Regions from separate parts of the Mus musculus genome. Here region 2 is linked to region 1. Evidence: chromatin loops called from intact Hi-C (ENCODE). Cell type or tissue: left cerebral cortex. All regions are shown on one strand.

The links. A loop is a pair of places that touch in the nucleus more often than their neighbours do. Peaks named below come from ENCODE experiments on the same cell type or tissue, not always from the same donor. Only the 100,000 strongest peaks of a DNase experiment are listed, where the experiment ranks them.
Region 2: a loop joins it to region 1, with 2.5 times the contacts of the local background. A loop is called at or near these places in 6 of 42 quality-filtered maps.

The regions. Positions count from the first base shown.
Region 1 is chr11:109,887,684-109,895,683 of GRCm38, forward strand. No RefSeq gene overlaps it. Among named protein-coding and RNA genes, the nearest start is that of Gm39444, 39 kb to the right of the region's middle. In left cerebral cortex, a CTCF peak has its summit at 4,429 (motif pointing right); a DNase peak (open chromatin) is centred at 4,515; H3K27ac peaks cover 341 bases.
Region 2 is chr11:110,101,941-110,109,940 of GRCm38, forward strand. It overlaps Abca9 (ATP-binding cassette, sub-family A (ABC1), member 9), which reads right to left. Exons shown (of 39, transcript NM_147220.2): 33 at 6,881-6,956; 34 at 6,712-6,806; 35 at 5,525-5,644; 36 at 5,190-5,330; 37 at 4,584-4,663; 38 at 571-626; 39 at 1-123. The coding sequence ends at 25. Among named protein-coding and RNA genes, the nearest start is that of Abca8a, 10 kb to the left of the region's middle. In left cerebral cortex, no CTCF peak of the experiment used is centred here; no DNase peak of the experiment used is centred here.

The DNA of each region.
Region 1 (8,000 bases):
AAAACTGAATCCCATTTAGGAGAGAGAGAGAGAGAGAGAGAGAGAGAGAGAGAGAGAGAGAGAGAGAGAGAGGTTGGAGGCCAGATAAAACGACTAGACTCATTTGCCAGATAATTTTTGGAGTTAATTCTCATAGCTCAAGGAAGGCACTTAATTTAGTGTTGATGAAACTGATGAATATTTCTGGGAATCTAACGAGACACTGAACAGTACTAAGTGTTCTACAAGACAATATGGAAGCCAAACTTCTGATACTTTCTCTGTCTTTTCTGACTCATTTAATAAAGAATATATTACTATCATTCCAAAACAAATACTTTAATATCACTCCAAACTTGTTGAGTAATGTGAAGGTTTGAAGAGAAATGTAATGAACTGGGAGAAAGGAATTGATGTTTTCCATGTGTTGAGAAGCAAAAGAAGTGAATGGACAAACAATAAGCCCTCTCCCAGTCAGCTTTGACTGTTAATTTGATTACAGCCTAGGATCATTGGACAACTGAATCTCAAATGAGGAATTGCTCAGATCACACAGTCTGTCCTGATGTATGTCTATAGGAGATTGTTTTGATTGTTAACAGATATAGGAAGGCACTGTCCACTGTGGGCGGTACCATCCTTAGGCAGGTAGCCTAAGTTGTTCAAGAATCTAGATAAACATGATTCTGTGCATGAGTTAGCAAGCAGTGTTCCTTTATTGTTTCAGCTTTGAATTCCTGCCCCGACTTTCCTCAGTGGTGAACTGACCTGTAAGTATAAGCCAAAGAATCCCTTTCCTCACATTAGTTGCTTTTGGTCATAATATTTGCCATAGCAACGGGGAGAAACTAGAATAAAGACTTATCATTCAGAGTATCTTATAAATGAAAGTCATTATTTGAATTTCTTGATGACATGATGAATGTTGAGGGTTCTGTAATCAGTAAGATTTATTGGCTATGCATAGCTGAAGTTTTGGCTAGAAACATTTTTATGTCTTAGCCAGTTTGAGAGCTGTTCGTTCCCATGTAGGGGGATCAGCAAATCATGTTACCTGTCAGTGTTTGGTCTTAAATTTTTTTCTTTCATTCTTGAAGCCAAGATCTTCAGGTGGTCTTCCTCTGTCTGGTCAGAGAATTGTTGAGGTTTGTCTTTTATTGTTTGTTGCAATGTTAAGTGCAGGCCTCCAAGACCCTTCCCCCAACTTAATTCTGATTGGGTAGAAGAAACATAGGTGGGTTGAAGTTTTGTGGGCTTGGGGAGAGGGACTACCATGAGGAGGAAGGAGAAGTTGGAAATCACCATGGAAGAAGGAGAATGTGCAGGAGGGAGAAGGAGAGCCGCTATTGGCTAATGGCCAAGAGAACGTGGCCCAGGGAACTGCCCAATTGGGTTAAGAAGAGCCCAGCTGGGATATAGTAAATAGTAAGTGATAACTTGGAGTTATTGAAAGCATGGGGTTATTCTAACAGCATAGAGGGCAGGCAGCTGCCTAGGTATTGTGCTGCCTAAGGCATATTTAAAAATGTAAAGGCTACGTATGTCTTTTATCCAGGAATATAAATAATCTAAGGCAGAGAAGAAGCTCCACGCTGGGATTTTTAATATTTCTTACTACCCAGAATGAGAAGGATGAAGGCTGAAAATGTGAGTTAGGAGAAATAGAAAGAGACTAAGCAAAGCATCTGGGTGCTGACTTACCTAGAACAACCAGAAACTCAAACAGATAGAAAAGACAGGCAAGAGTTCTTGTCTCATATTCAATACTGTAAGGAAAATATGTGAGTGGCTAATTTTGATTCCTATTTCCACATACACTATAATCAGAAGAACTTTATGAGTAGAAGGTTTCTGAGGCCGGCTATTTCCTTTTGTTTTGTGGTTCATTTCCTGGTAGAGTGTTGGGGTAACTGTATAGTGTATAAAAGTTGTCTCTGTGTAGACAATTGTTGATTGCCAGTCTGTCAGAGATCTGGATACTAGCCGCATCTTGATATTGTTGTTCCTATGACCATTTTGTAAACATTCATCTTTTCTTACTTGCTGATAGGCTTAAAATAAAGATCTGACAGCCAAGAGCTGAGAAGGAAGTAGGTGGGGGCAGAGCTTCTGGGCAGATAAAGGAGAAGGTGGGCGCAAGAGATTCGCCAGGGAAATGTGAAGACATGCTGGGGGTGAGAGAGAGAGAGAGGTGAAGAACTAGATATGGTGTGGTTATGGGCTAGGAACAATAAGATTAAACTAGATGAGCTAGTTGAGAGCTTACCCAGCTAAAGGCCTAAGTTTTAAAATATGTGAGTCTTTGTGTCTCTAAAGCACCGGTAAGTCTGAGAAAGGTCTGCTATAGTAGAGAGATGCATTCATGATAAATCTTGAAGGAAGGCCATATTTCAGCTATATTCTTTGATGTTTGTGTTTCTTTCTTTTATAGATCAAGATTGGCAGAAGGGAATGACAATATGTGTGTTGTTATTTTCTCTGTGTATTAATTCTCAGGCCTGGAGTACTTTCATGGCTTGTTCTTAGAAAATTTGCCCTGTTTCATTTCTCTTCTTCCTCCATATTTTCCTAGACTCAGTCAAACATCCCTACACCACAATAAGCTAACTTTACGAAGAGTTGCTGTGCTAAGGATATAACCCCATTGGTAGTTAGAGCATGCTGGCTGGGAAAAGCTTGCTTTGGGATTTATACTATTAGTCACTCAAATCATGACATCAATGGACATATTCGTAGGTCCTCACTGTTGTGACGTTTGGCCTTTTTAAAAAAAATTTTGCTTTTGTACAGCTTTTCCATGTCTGTTGCTCTTTGTTTCACTGATAATTAATATTAGCTTCCAGAATGAACTCAAAGTCTGCCGTGAAATTCTATGCAAAATGGAGAAACATCTGCTTCTATGGTTGGTTCTGCAACGAAAACTTCATCTTTGGAAGTCTTGACTTCTCTTAGTCAGAAAACTGGAGTAAAAAGGACATATAAGAATCAAATTTAAGAATACATAATCTACTGGGTGGTGGTGGCACATGTCTTTAATTCTACCACTTGGGAGACAGAGGCAGAAGAATCTCTGAGTTCTAGGCTAGACTGGTCCACAGAGTGAGATTCAAGACAGCCCAGGCTCCACGAAGAAACCCTGTCTCACCATCCATCGCCCAAAATATACATAATTATATAAAACATTTATTTTTATGGAATTTTCAAACTGCAGACAGCAAATGAATAGTTCTACATGTTCATTTTTCTTTGCTGTAGCTATATTTCTGGTGTGTGTGTGTGTGTGTGTGTGTGTGTGTGTGTGTGTATGTGTGTGTGCTAAAGTACATGTGCATATGCATGTGTGTGATGCCATCTTCTTGGATCCATCCTTCTACCTAGTTCTTTGAGTCTTGGTGTCTCAGTCAAAGCTCGAAGCCACCATGATGGCTAGTCTGAGGTGATCTCCTGCCTCCACATTGTGAGGCTGGAATTATGGGCAGGTTGCCACCCTGCCTGGCATTCACATGGTCTCTGGGATTTGAACTCCAGTCTTCAGGCTTATATGGCAAGCATTTTATCTGCTGAGCCATCTTGCCAGTCCCACTTTAAGTCTTACTGGCTCCCTCTTTAAAAGGCACCATGTATCCATGATCCAAAAGTGTTTTTGTTTTTGTTTTTGTTTTTCCCTTGTGTAAAACCCTCTTTTTCTAGAGAATTTCCTGAGTGCAGTACGGTTCCTTAAAGACTTTGGTTGTAAAGAGGACACAGATCCCTTTTGTAAAAAAGGGGGGGGGGCACCAACTAAGACAACAGCCCCATTCTTAGTTTCCATCATTCATTGTCACCAGAAGACTGGAGCCAAGGCGTATACAACCTGACTGTTTTCTGATTCACAAATAGGGCTGAATGCTGAATGTCAGAAACTATTTTACTCAAGACTGAAGGCCGCAATGTTGTGCCTGTAAAAGCCATGGAAGAAAAAGCCTTTCTAGTATTTGTAGCAAAACAAAACAAAGCACCCAAGAATTTGAACATTCCCCTTTTAAAACCGCTTGCTTTGGGGTGGAATGCACTCGGGGGTCAAGAACCCAGGGTGCTGGCACAGGGTTGCTGGAACGAGAAGCTTCAGAGAGCTTTGCAAGCCAGGCTGTCATCAAGCCATGATGGAAAACATAGTTCATCATCTGAAGTCCTCAGAACTAAAAACTGACCACCAGGAAATGGGCTTGTGGTGGTGAAATGGCTGACCACCCAAAAATGAGACAAACATGGCTTCCATCCCACCACCACTGGATGTTCCAACCAACACGAAGCTCCACCACAGTCAAACACGCTAATGTTCTCATCAGGGCTTCCTTACGGTAAGATCTCACAGGTGAAGAAGTTGATTTTGCATTATAATTTCAATTTTTCATCTTTTTTTTTCCTTCTGGGATATGCAATGCGACCAAAGAGCACATATTCCCAATATTGGCAGAAGAGGGAGCACTTGTAACTTATAAACCACACACACACAAAGTCATAGTGTCCCCTTACATAACTTGGCTTCATCTGTTTTTTAAAAACCACCCATCTTCACGCAGCTGCACAGAGCACCGGATGTTTTTTTGCTGAGAGTCCTGAGCATAGAAAGCTCTTCATGGCTCTAAGCTCAAGATGTTTCCAGCACACCCTGCCCCCCTCCCTCCCTAGTTTCCAATTATTTACACAGAATCATCCATTATTCTTAACACCATGCAACTTGGAAATATGTATAATCCTCTAAGCATATAGGGGCAAAACAAAACAAATCAAAACCCCCAAAGCAAGCTATAAAGATGATAGAAATTAGGGGGAAATAAATCCCTAGCAGATGCAAAAGTAAGAAAAAAATTAATAGAGGAAGACACTGGAAAACAGGAAGCATTCTCATTTTTTCAAGGAAAATTGGTTGTGAAATAGCAAAACACAAAAACAAACACAACTTGACTCCTTCCCAAGTCTTTAGTCGTTCATGCTTTGTTTTCCAGTATGTGAAATAGGTTTGATGGATTTTATCTTTCCACCACCAGCTGCTTTCTTCTTTACAGGTGCAAACAGAAGGGAGAAAAAAGATGAGGAGGACCCTAACCTGTGGAGGTTTGGTCTGCTGCCATGTATTGTAATTGCTAAATTCTCTACCCAAAGGTCTAGACCTACCATTGCCTTCTCAGGTTTGCAAGCTTTTTGTTATGCACACCTTATTCCTTGATTTAAAACTTTTTGTCAAGTAAAATTGTCGACTGCTGGTTACTGGAGGGATTAGAGGTAGGTGAGTTTGGAGTGACCTAGTTAGAAGAAGAGAAGAAGAGACAGGGCAAGAAGGAGAGGAAGAACAGGAAAGAGGAGGCAGCTGTCATGAGGGGAGAGGAACCAGGAACCAGGAACTTGGCCAGGAGAAAGAGCAAGTATCTGGGGTACACCACTGGGGAGGTAGCCAGGCCAGCAGCTAGAAGAGTAGATTAGGTGTGACACCCCGGTAATTGTCAAAGCCAAACAAAATAACCTCAGTCTGAGTATCATTTGTGAACTAGTTGGGGCTAAGCTTAAAGTGGTTGCACTACACAAGGCTGGGCTCATCTGTAACTGTCCTTACTTGTACATTGAATGCCACAAATTTTCTCTAACATTTTTCTACTTTTAACCAAAGAAATGAAGGTTCTTTACTGTCCAAGCCCACATGGTTGTGAAAGAGACTAAAAGGCTGAGTGAAGCTTATAGAGTGACTGAATGTGTCACAAGCTGCTTGGAGTCATTTTGGTGGCTTTAGCGATTCATTTCTTTCTCCTAAATAAACTTGAGAGGATGTCTTGGTCTGTGGGCCAAATCGGATCCATCTTTGTATGGGCCATGAGTTAAAAGTAGTTTTCTTTTTTTTTTTTAATATTTTTTATTACGTATTTTTCTCAATTACATTTCCAATGCTATCCCAAAAGTCCCCCATACCCCCCCCCACTTCCCTACCCACCCATTCCCATTTTTTTTTTGCCCTGGCATTCCCCTGTACTGGGGCATATAAAGTTTGTGTGTCCAATGGGCCTCTCTTTCCAGTGATGGCCGACTAGGCCATCTTTTGATACATATGCAGCTAGAGTCCAGAGCTCTGGGGTACTGGTTAGTTCATAATGTTGTTCCAAAAAGTAGTTTTCATATTCTAAAGACTATAAAAACAGAGAAGAAAGGTACAGCCAAACCCACATATGGCCCCGGCTATGACCTTTATAGAAAAATATCTGTGACCAATAGAAAAAGCCATAGAACACAGATATTCTGATTTTGTTATTATTAACACCAGTGTTGCTGCTATTGCTTTTAGTAACTCTATAATTCCTAGAGATAAGGAAAAACCTGTCTATCAATATGTCTTTCATACAGACACTTGCGAGTTCAGAGTCCAGAGCCTCACCCACTTAGTTTATTTCAATCTTTATGGACTCTTCTAATCAGCCTCAGTTTAAGTATCACACAATTAGGGGCAATCACCCACTACTGAAAGGATCCATGATTCACTGAAGAATGACTCCTCAGACTCAAGTGGTATGTAAAAGCAAAGCATGTTTTATCCTGCAGAAGTCCAGCATGCTGGGGTCTTCCACTCCAAGATGGAGACAACCAAGTGAGCTTGAAAGCCTGATTTAAGACACATTAGAGGTATTCCAGGGTACGTGATCTTTATCTTGCTCCATCTCTAGGGACATTCCAGAACCTTTACAGGGGTGTGGGGGGATGGAAACTGTTGCTGGAAGGTCTGGAAACTGTTGCTGATTCATTGCTGTTGCTTCAGGCCGGTGGCAGAGCAGCTTCTGATGGCAGGGTAGTTTCTGACTAGCTTGCCTGAGTGAAGCCTGTGTTTTGTTGTAGTAAATGACTTGCCTGGGCTTGCCTGGACTTGCCCAGTTTTTAGGCCTAGTCTCCTGAACTGCCAAATTGAAGCCTGTCATGGAGTCATTCTAGCCTTCTCAGTACCAGAAAATTAGGAATAGCTAATGCTTGGAACACCAAGCATTGTTAGAGCTGCTACAAGCCAGGGGGATCCAGAGAGAATTCTTTCCTTGGGCCTTCTGGGAAACACAACTCTACTATTGCCTTCATTTTGGGCACCCTGCCTCATAACTGTGAATGGATGGATCTGTGTTGCCCTGAGCTTCTTGGTTGGAAGAATTTTGTTTTAGTCAACTTGGGAAATGAAGCATAATGTTATACAGATTTCTTGACCCCTTTGAAAAGAGGAATGGTATGAAATTCTGCTGAAAGGCTGCTGTGACCCATAGAACAGAGAAAGCACATGGCCCTTTAAACACAGGACACATGTCATGTTCTTCTCATTACTAAACACAGTTTTCCTCCTTGAGTTGAAAGCAAAATTGATTTTGATAAATGACTGGGGAAAGGGGAACATACATGTGCACACATATACACATGGAATGGTCACAGCTAATACACAAGAGATGCTTCTGGTGGATCAGGCTGGATACTAATCATACTAACTTGCTTGTTACTTATTTATGAGAAAATAAAATCCTCTATTGAAGATCTGGACATCTGCAGTGGGGTTTGGATCCAAACTTGTCAGTTTTCCAGCAGGACCCCAGTGTTATAGGCCAGAGCACTTGGGCTTGGTACTGATAAATGCTAAAACATGAATAATATCTGTGCAGAGAAAGCAAAACTACTCTGGAAATGCAGTTTAGTATATAAAATCTTGGCCTGAGAGATTCACAGAGGCTCTTTTACAAAGTAGTTGGAGGAATGTAGGTTTGGGTTTCCAACCACTTAGTATTAGATAGTGTGTTAGATAGTGTGGGGAAGGAAGGTGGGACTTTAGCATTCACTATGACAAAACGCTTAGTGACTGCTTGAAATAAGGGATATTGAAGTATTTTGTGTTTGGATAAGGTTCAGAATATAGGATTACTATTGCCCGAGTCCATGCAGAAATCTGGAAATCATACAGCTTGTGGCTTTCCAAGTCTTTTGGCAGCAGAGTGCACTTGGGAGCAGCAACCTGTCCCTGTTGTAGAGAC
Region 2 (8,000 bases), 210 kb after region 1:
AGGATACAGAGAGGACTTTGAACTTTACAGCTCTTCCTGTGGGAGGAGCTTCCATTTCACTGAGGAATTGGCTTCTTCGCCAAAGTCGTCCAGCTCCTGCTCCTTGGAGAGCTCCAGGAAGACCTGGAAAAGAGAACGCATAAAGAAAAACGAAAAAAAAGAACGAGAGGCATGCCACGCTACCTCCTGTAGCTGCAAACGATGCAAAGGTTATATACTTCCTAGGCTTACTTGATCTTCTCTTTTGCATGTATATGCATGTGTGTAATTTATGGCCACATGTGCATTGGTCCATTACATGCTGGTATCCGTGAATGCCTGGAGTTGATCTCAGGTAGCCTTTTCGATTTCTCTATGTGAAGTTAGAGCTCTCCACTTAGCTAATCCTGCTAGCCAGATGCTTCTGTGATGGTAGGGCTACAGGAGTCAGCTATGTTGAGTTGGCTTTATACGGATTCTAGAGGTTCAAACTATAGTCCTGACACTTGTTCAGAAAGAGCTTTATCTGCTGATCCATCTTTCCAGCTCTAAACTTTTTAGGATTATATATAATCACTAAAAGTTACCCACCTGCTCCAGAGTAGACTGTGAGAGGCTGTATTCTTCCAGGTCAAAATTCTCTTTCACTGTGTAAGGATGAATTCCTGTTAGGAGCTCGTATATTTTTATTAAGGGAATTTCACCAATTTTTGAACAAAAGGACACACAAATCATAAAAATATAAGATAATAACTATTTTTGAGTTCACTGCTAGGAAGTAAATACACCATTTAATCACACCGAAAGATAGATAGACAGGTTTCCATGGAGATTTGGCAAAGGCATTAGAAGATGCAAATGAAGAATAAAATATTCCAGAGCACCAATGTGAGATAAAGCTAAACATGATTCTCCTTATTCTGGAAAACTCCTATGTGTCTCTTACATCTGCCTTTCTTCTTTCTGCCTCAGAGGCTAGTGCTGAGTAATGTGCCCCAGTGGGTCTTCAGCAGGAGGGAAAAAAAGAAAAGGGGGTCATGGTTTTTATTCTTTTTTAATTTAATTTTTTTTTACTTATTCACTTTACATCATGCTCACTGTCCCTCTCCTGGTCACCCCCTCCCACAATCGTTCCCCCATCTCCCCTTCTCCTCCTGGGTATCCCCCCCACCCTGGCAGTTCAACTCTCTGTACTCCAAAAGCTGTTGCCTGTATGTGGGATACGTTCTTCTTGCTGGGCTGCCTTGTTAAGATGGCCTTTATCCTTCCATTCCTTCCCTGACACTGAATCTCTTGACCGGTGGCTAGTATTTCTCAAAGGTGACAAATTCAACACCATTCTCCAGACTGCCTTTCTGTCTCTTTGGATCTAGTGACAATGGTAACCATTGTGCTTATTTATAGTCTCAAGATAATACACTATGCTCTTATGCAGTAACTACAGATGTGATAACTACAGTGCCATGATCAACCAATCTTGCTGCCATCTTACTGCTTCTCTCTTCCCCTTCCACTCTACCTTAAAGGAACTCCTACTCTCAGCTTACAAGACAAGGAGGGAACATAGTAAGAAGTCTGATTAAGTAAAATCTTGTGACCTTCCTGGCTATAGGCAAATGTCACCTGAGAGAGGAAAGCCCCTAAGGTTGTGCTGGAGCTTGTATTACCCATCTTTGATCTTCTGATACAGAAAAATGAATCTATGTGGATGTTCATGGAGCATGCATTGTTCTCAAAGTTCCTTCAATAAGTGTATTGCAACTGAGATCATTAATGGTGTCTTAATGACCCTTGAGGAAATGGCATGTCTGTATTTGTTGCTTTGTATAATCTTCCCATCACGAGGTAGAAAAATGCTATGTAGCAAATGTTTAAAAATACCCAAATGAAAACCTCAGTGTTAGCAAATTAAGTACACAAGAAGGAATATGTGTTAGAAAAGGATATTGATGAAAGTGTAAACATCAAAAACTTATAAAGGAAGGCTACATTATTCCAGGGAAGCATCCTTCCTGGGGCATCAATCTCGCTGATGCTTATCTATTACAAATGCATCCTGTTTATGAGAGCTCCGTGGACCACTTCTCATCAGAAGGATGCCAACCTAGCAACCAGGCCAAAACAAGTCATCCAGGAAGATGACGGACCAGAGGGTGAGAGTGTACAGTAAGATTAACAAAAGGAAAACTTACATAAGTGACCCTAACCATGTATCAAGAAGACACAAGTGGGGAAGTATGAGTTCTCAGCAGAAAGGAGTGAGTTGGCCAGGTTGAAAGCGCAGCACCAGAAGAGGCAGGAAGAGTACTGCAGTGTGGATCTGGAAAGGTCCTTCATGAGCTATCCAAATAGTGCTCAGTTTGTGATACTAACTTGAAAGCTATGGAGCCTTTAAGAGATTGGGGGGGGGATTTGAGATGTGAATACATAAATTGAGAGAGAGAGAGAGAGAGGGAGAGAGAGAGAGAGAGAGAGAGAGAGAGAGAGAGAGACCTGAGTACTGGTGGAAGTAAGTCACTATAGGTGAATCTTTGGAGATAGTACTTTCTCTTAGCTCTGGTCTGTTTCCTTTGCTTCTACCTGACACAATGATGTAAGGAGCCCCAGTTGCATGCTCCCAACTGCCACAGACAGAGTTGTCCCTTCATGCTTATCCTGCTGTGATGGACTGCAATAGTCTGAAAACATGCAATAGGTGAAACTTACATAGAATCTATTTGTTCACAACACAGAGGCAACACAGAAACAGGTGCCAGAAGTGGGGTTGTTTCTGTGATTTAAACATGACCTCAGGTCCTCCAACCCTTGAAAGTGGTTTATGAGGGTAATGTGGAAAAGTTTGGGAAGAGAGCTAGAAAAACCCTAGACTGCTAGAAGCAGAGCTCATGTGACCTTCTGGTGGAAGATCGGGATGATAGTAGACATGCAGCTGGTAAACACTGTACTCGGAGGTCTCAGACGAGTACTAGCAGTCTGCTGGTACAAGATGGAGTAAGCAGTTAGCCTGGAAGTTACTTGTGTGACTTCTGGAAAATATGTCTGGCACAGATTGTGTCCTGAGCATTTGTGTGAGGCTAAATCCATGGGTGGAGAAATTTTTGAAACAAAGCGGTATTCAGAACACAGCATAATCCATGTTTGCTTCTTTTAACCAATTTTACATTGAGAGACAGGGACAAGCAGAATAAACATCTTTGAAAAAATGTGCATTGTGGATACATTTAAAGTTATTGTAGACAAAGTAGGTGCAGTAAGAGTGACTACAAATGTGAGAGTCATTCGTGCCATTAAAGAAAAATCATGGGCTGGAGAGATGACTCAGTGGTTGTGGGGCAATGGGCTACGTGCAGACAGCCTGGTTTCCAGTCGAGGCTAGATCTTGAACCCCGGGACCCGGTAGCCCATTGCCCCACAAGTGTTTAAAAGCACTGGCTGCTTGTCTGAAGGTCCCGAGTTCAAATCCCAGCAACTACATGGTGGTTCACAACCATCCATAATGAGATCTGACACCCTCTTCTGGTGTGTCTAAAGATAGTTACAGTATACTTACATATAGTAATAAATAAATCTAAGAAAATGGAAAAAAAGAAAAGTGATGGGAAAATACGAAAGTTGCCTTGAGGGTCAGACTACTTCCATAAAATACCCCAAGGTATAAAAGTGCAAGCTCACTTTAAAAGCAAGTGAATGAGCAGTAAGAACACCCTGCTGGTGAAGGACCATGGATAGAACTTTCTGGTTTCAGCTGCCCAGGCAGTCAGGTGCTGCTATAGCTTTGATTAAAGGGCATCTGATTTTTCCTCAAGCTGCCAGCAGAACAATTTCACTTGGTGCAAGTTTTGTGTGCATTCATAATGCAAAAGTGGCAGAGTGATCAGGACTTGTGCCAAGGTTCCTGAAAAAGCTTGGGGGTGGAGGTGGGGGTCAGGCATTGTGTAGTAGAGTCAGATTCCGGGGAAGACCACACATGAAGCTTTGAAGTGTGAAGCCTATGTTGTGGTGACTTCAGGATATTGGAGATGCCAGAAATGAAAAATATCAACTAAGGAATGCTGGCAGATGTTGAGTAGAACAGGCCCAAGAAGGAAGGCAAATGTGCCTCAGATGGTAGACTCATAGGGGGGAAGGACGATACAAAGGTTTGTAGGCAGTCACCTTATGCCAAATATGTTCTAGATGTCGGACATGGAGCTACAAGAACCAATTAACTCTGTGTCTTGGCCTTGCTTTTGTGCAATCTCTGCTTGCTATCTTTTTGTTGCTCCCCTTCAAGTAGGAGTGTTTTCTCTGAGCCATTATTGATGGAATCTACATATTGGAATATGTAGATTTCTTTTTTATTTTGCTAGGACTCACAATTCAGAGTTTGCCTAGAGTCATGTGAAAGACATTTACACCAGTCCTGGGACTTTTAAGGATTATGGAAATTTTTGAAGTTAGACTGAATGTATTCTGCACTATGAGGTAGACATGCCAAATCAGCTTGTTGAGAACCACTGGATTAGACGTCTTAACAATCTATTAATTATGTATCATGAACATTCTATGTTTTTTTTTTAAACCGGTTTAGATTTTTATGGTTTGGGGAGTATACATGCACTCACATCTCTCCAATTTGAAGAAAGCCTCGGATAAAGGTCGTACGTCCTCAACAGGCAACTTATAGACCATCAGAGAGGAGTACCTGCGAAGGGAAGAGAAGGATGAACACTGGGCTTTCAGGTGGCAACCTCGGTGAGTGCATTCCTGGAAACAAACAACAATCCCATTGACTATTTGCATGGATGTACTTCGTACAACTTGGAGATGACTGTAGTCCAAGTGCTCGTTGATCAACAATGTCAGTCTACGAGGAGGAAGAGGGGACACAAGGAAGGAACCCAGTAGCAAGGTGCCTTAAAAAGGGAAGGAACAAGACTATTCTTCCATCTTAGGAAGATGAGAATGTCTAAGCAGAACCCCACAAATGCACTTCAGAGCCCCACAAATGATAATTCCCTCACAAGAGCCAGTCTCCAGGGAGGAATTTATTGTTCTTTTGTATTCCCTGTGGCAGCCCTTGGAACAGAGGCTCTCTCTTAGTAATGAAGATACTCACATCTACTAAAGTTAAAAACAATGAGAGGATAGAACTTTCATTTCTCATTATTCTAAAACCAACCAAACAAAACCCACCAAAATAAAGATTAAAAGTATAACATACACATTACCTTTCCTGCCGAGCAGCCTGGGGGAACAGTCTCATGATCTCCGTGTTCAGGGGTTCCACCTGTGAGGGGGTCTTCACCTTCATCTCCAGCAGGTAATCTTTGCCGAATTTGCTCTTCAGATGTTGGATAGAACCAATGCACCTGATGATAGACATGAGGAGGTTGAAGTCAAGCAAGGCAAGACAGATTTCTATGACCAGTGCAAATCAGCACGTGGGTACTACGGGCAGAGCCAGGCAGAGAGTGGCACAGATTCCCCAGCTTCTCACAGTGGGCAATGTACTTCTATTATACAAAGTAACCTGGGGTCAAGAGCAGGCCAGAAAGGTACTCACCTCAGCCTCCCAGACACCATGATGGCCACACGGTCACACACAGCCTCTGCTTCTGCCATGTAATGGGTGGTCAGGAGGGCGCCCCGCTCTGTGTTTGTGAAAGTGGCTCGGATCGCCTGCCTACAGTTAGATCCAAGAAAACAGCTAACTAAAGAGAATCCTCAAGGTATCATGGAAACCTTTTAAAGATGTTTCCGTTAGCACACTTATGAAACAAGAAATTGATTCAGGAGAAACCAAAACCAAGATATTTGTGTAGGACTGACGGACAAATAAACAACCAAACTCCTGGTTAAAGCATATAATTTAGAAATGGTTTAGGACTGAACATGGAAGTTGATGTTGAGGAGAAAGTGCTGAGCATCCGAGAATGAATGAGCAGGCAGAAGGGAGAGAGTGAGGACTTAGTAGAATGTCTGATAACCCATACACCAAAGGCACAACAAGATTGATTTTAGAAATTTCACAAAGTAATTAAAATGCTGAGGACTGGGGAATTTTAATTTCAGTCTCTGTCACCATGACATTGTTATTGCAGAAAGATTTGAAATTTAACAATTGAGTGGACTAACTGTGCCCTATTACATACTCAGAAAATCTAAGAGAACAAAATTCTTTTTTAATCAATTTTACTTAGTTTTTGATTTTTATTTATAACTATTCCCTTTACATCCCACTCACTGGCCCCTTTCCAGTCACCTACTCCCACAATCCTTCCCTCTCCCCCCTCCCATTCTCCTCTGAGTGGGTGGGAGGCTCCTGGCTATTCCCCGATCTTAGCACTTCAAGACGGTGAGGTTAGGTGCTTCCCCTCCCACTAAGGCCAGACAAGGCTGCCCAGCTAGAAGAGCATAGCCCATATGCAGCTTTTGGGATAGCCCCTGCTCCAGTGGTTTGGGATTCACATGAAGACTAAGCTGCAGATCTATTATTACGTATGTGCAAAGAGACATGGGCACATCCTATCTATGAGAACAAAATTCACACAATGGGTGATAGATGGAAGGAATATGCCTTTTGTTTTTGTATTCCAAGTGTTGATCAGAATACAAAATTGCGTGCTTCCTCTGCTGTCGTTGCTTCTCCTAGTAATGGGTGACTGTTTTTATGGTTTGAAGTAAACTATGCTGAAAGCCAGTTTTTACAAGAGCCATAAATCCGCACAAGCATTGCCCCTGAGATCTCACCACATTTGCTGCTGCCCTTCGGGGTCCATCCCAGTCGATGGCTCATCCAGAAGTACCACAGGAGGGTTCCCCAGGATGCTCAGCACGAAACACAGCTGCAAGAAGACAGGGCAACCTGTCCGTCATCGGCCTGAAGGATGCTGAACGGGATACAGAGTCCTGTACATACCTTTCTCTTCACTCCCTCTGACAAGGTCCTGACAAGAGCCTTCAAGTGGTCCTGCAGTTTAAGGGCATTCACCAACCTGAGAAACACAATGAGTGGATCTTCATTATGCAGGAACACGAGGGAGTGTAGCAAACATATCTGCACAATATTATGGTTGTGAGAGCTTTTAAAGTCATCAGAGAGGTCACACTTTTGACAGTCCTTAGGTTCCTGCTACTGTTTAGACAGTAGATATTCTGCATACCATATATTTACATTGCTATTCATAACAGCAGCAAAATTACAGTTATGAAGTAGCAACAAAATAATTTTATGGTTGGGAGGTCCCCACGACATGATGAACTTGTATTAGGAAGGATGAGAACCACCACTCTAGATCCACAAGGCTATGGCTTGGATTATACAGTCCTCATTTCTCTGGCTTTTTGTCTGGTCATATCATCTCTCTCACTCACACACAACCCTGCACTGATACCGTTGTTCTTTGGCCTTCATTAGAGGCTAAAGCAAAAGCTGACATCTTGAACTTTCGTCTTCAAAACTGAATTAAATAGCAGGACAGTGGTTGTGGCACAAGCTTTTAATACAAGCACTGGTAAACAGAGTCAGGCAGATCTTTGTGAGTCAAAGGCCAGCTTGTTCTACAGTGTGAATTCCAGGACAGCCAAGGATTCACAGAGAAATCCTGTCTCAAAAACAGTAACAATAACAACAACAACAACAAAAACAAAACAAATATAAAGTGGGTTCAATAAATAAATCTCTTTTCTTCAAATGTATTCAGACTACTGAGTTTCATTACAATAACACAAAACTGGCTAATACTGATATTTTATAGCTCTCTTTGGTCAACACACTCTTATTTCCACTATTATTTTCCATGTTTCCCCACCACAATGGACTGGTCTTTCTGGTAATAAGCCCAATAGATATTTTCTTCTAAAAAAGAATAAAAGGAAGGAAGGAAGGAAGGGAAAGAGGGAGGGAGGGAGGGAGAGAGAGAGAGAGAAAGAAGGGAGGGAGGGAGGGAGGGAGGGAGAGAGAGAGAGAGGGACAGAGAGAGAGAGAGAAAGAAAGAAAGAAAGAAAGAAGGAAGGAAGGAAGGAAGGAAGGAAGGAAG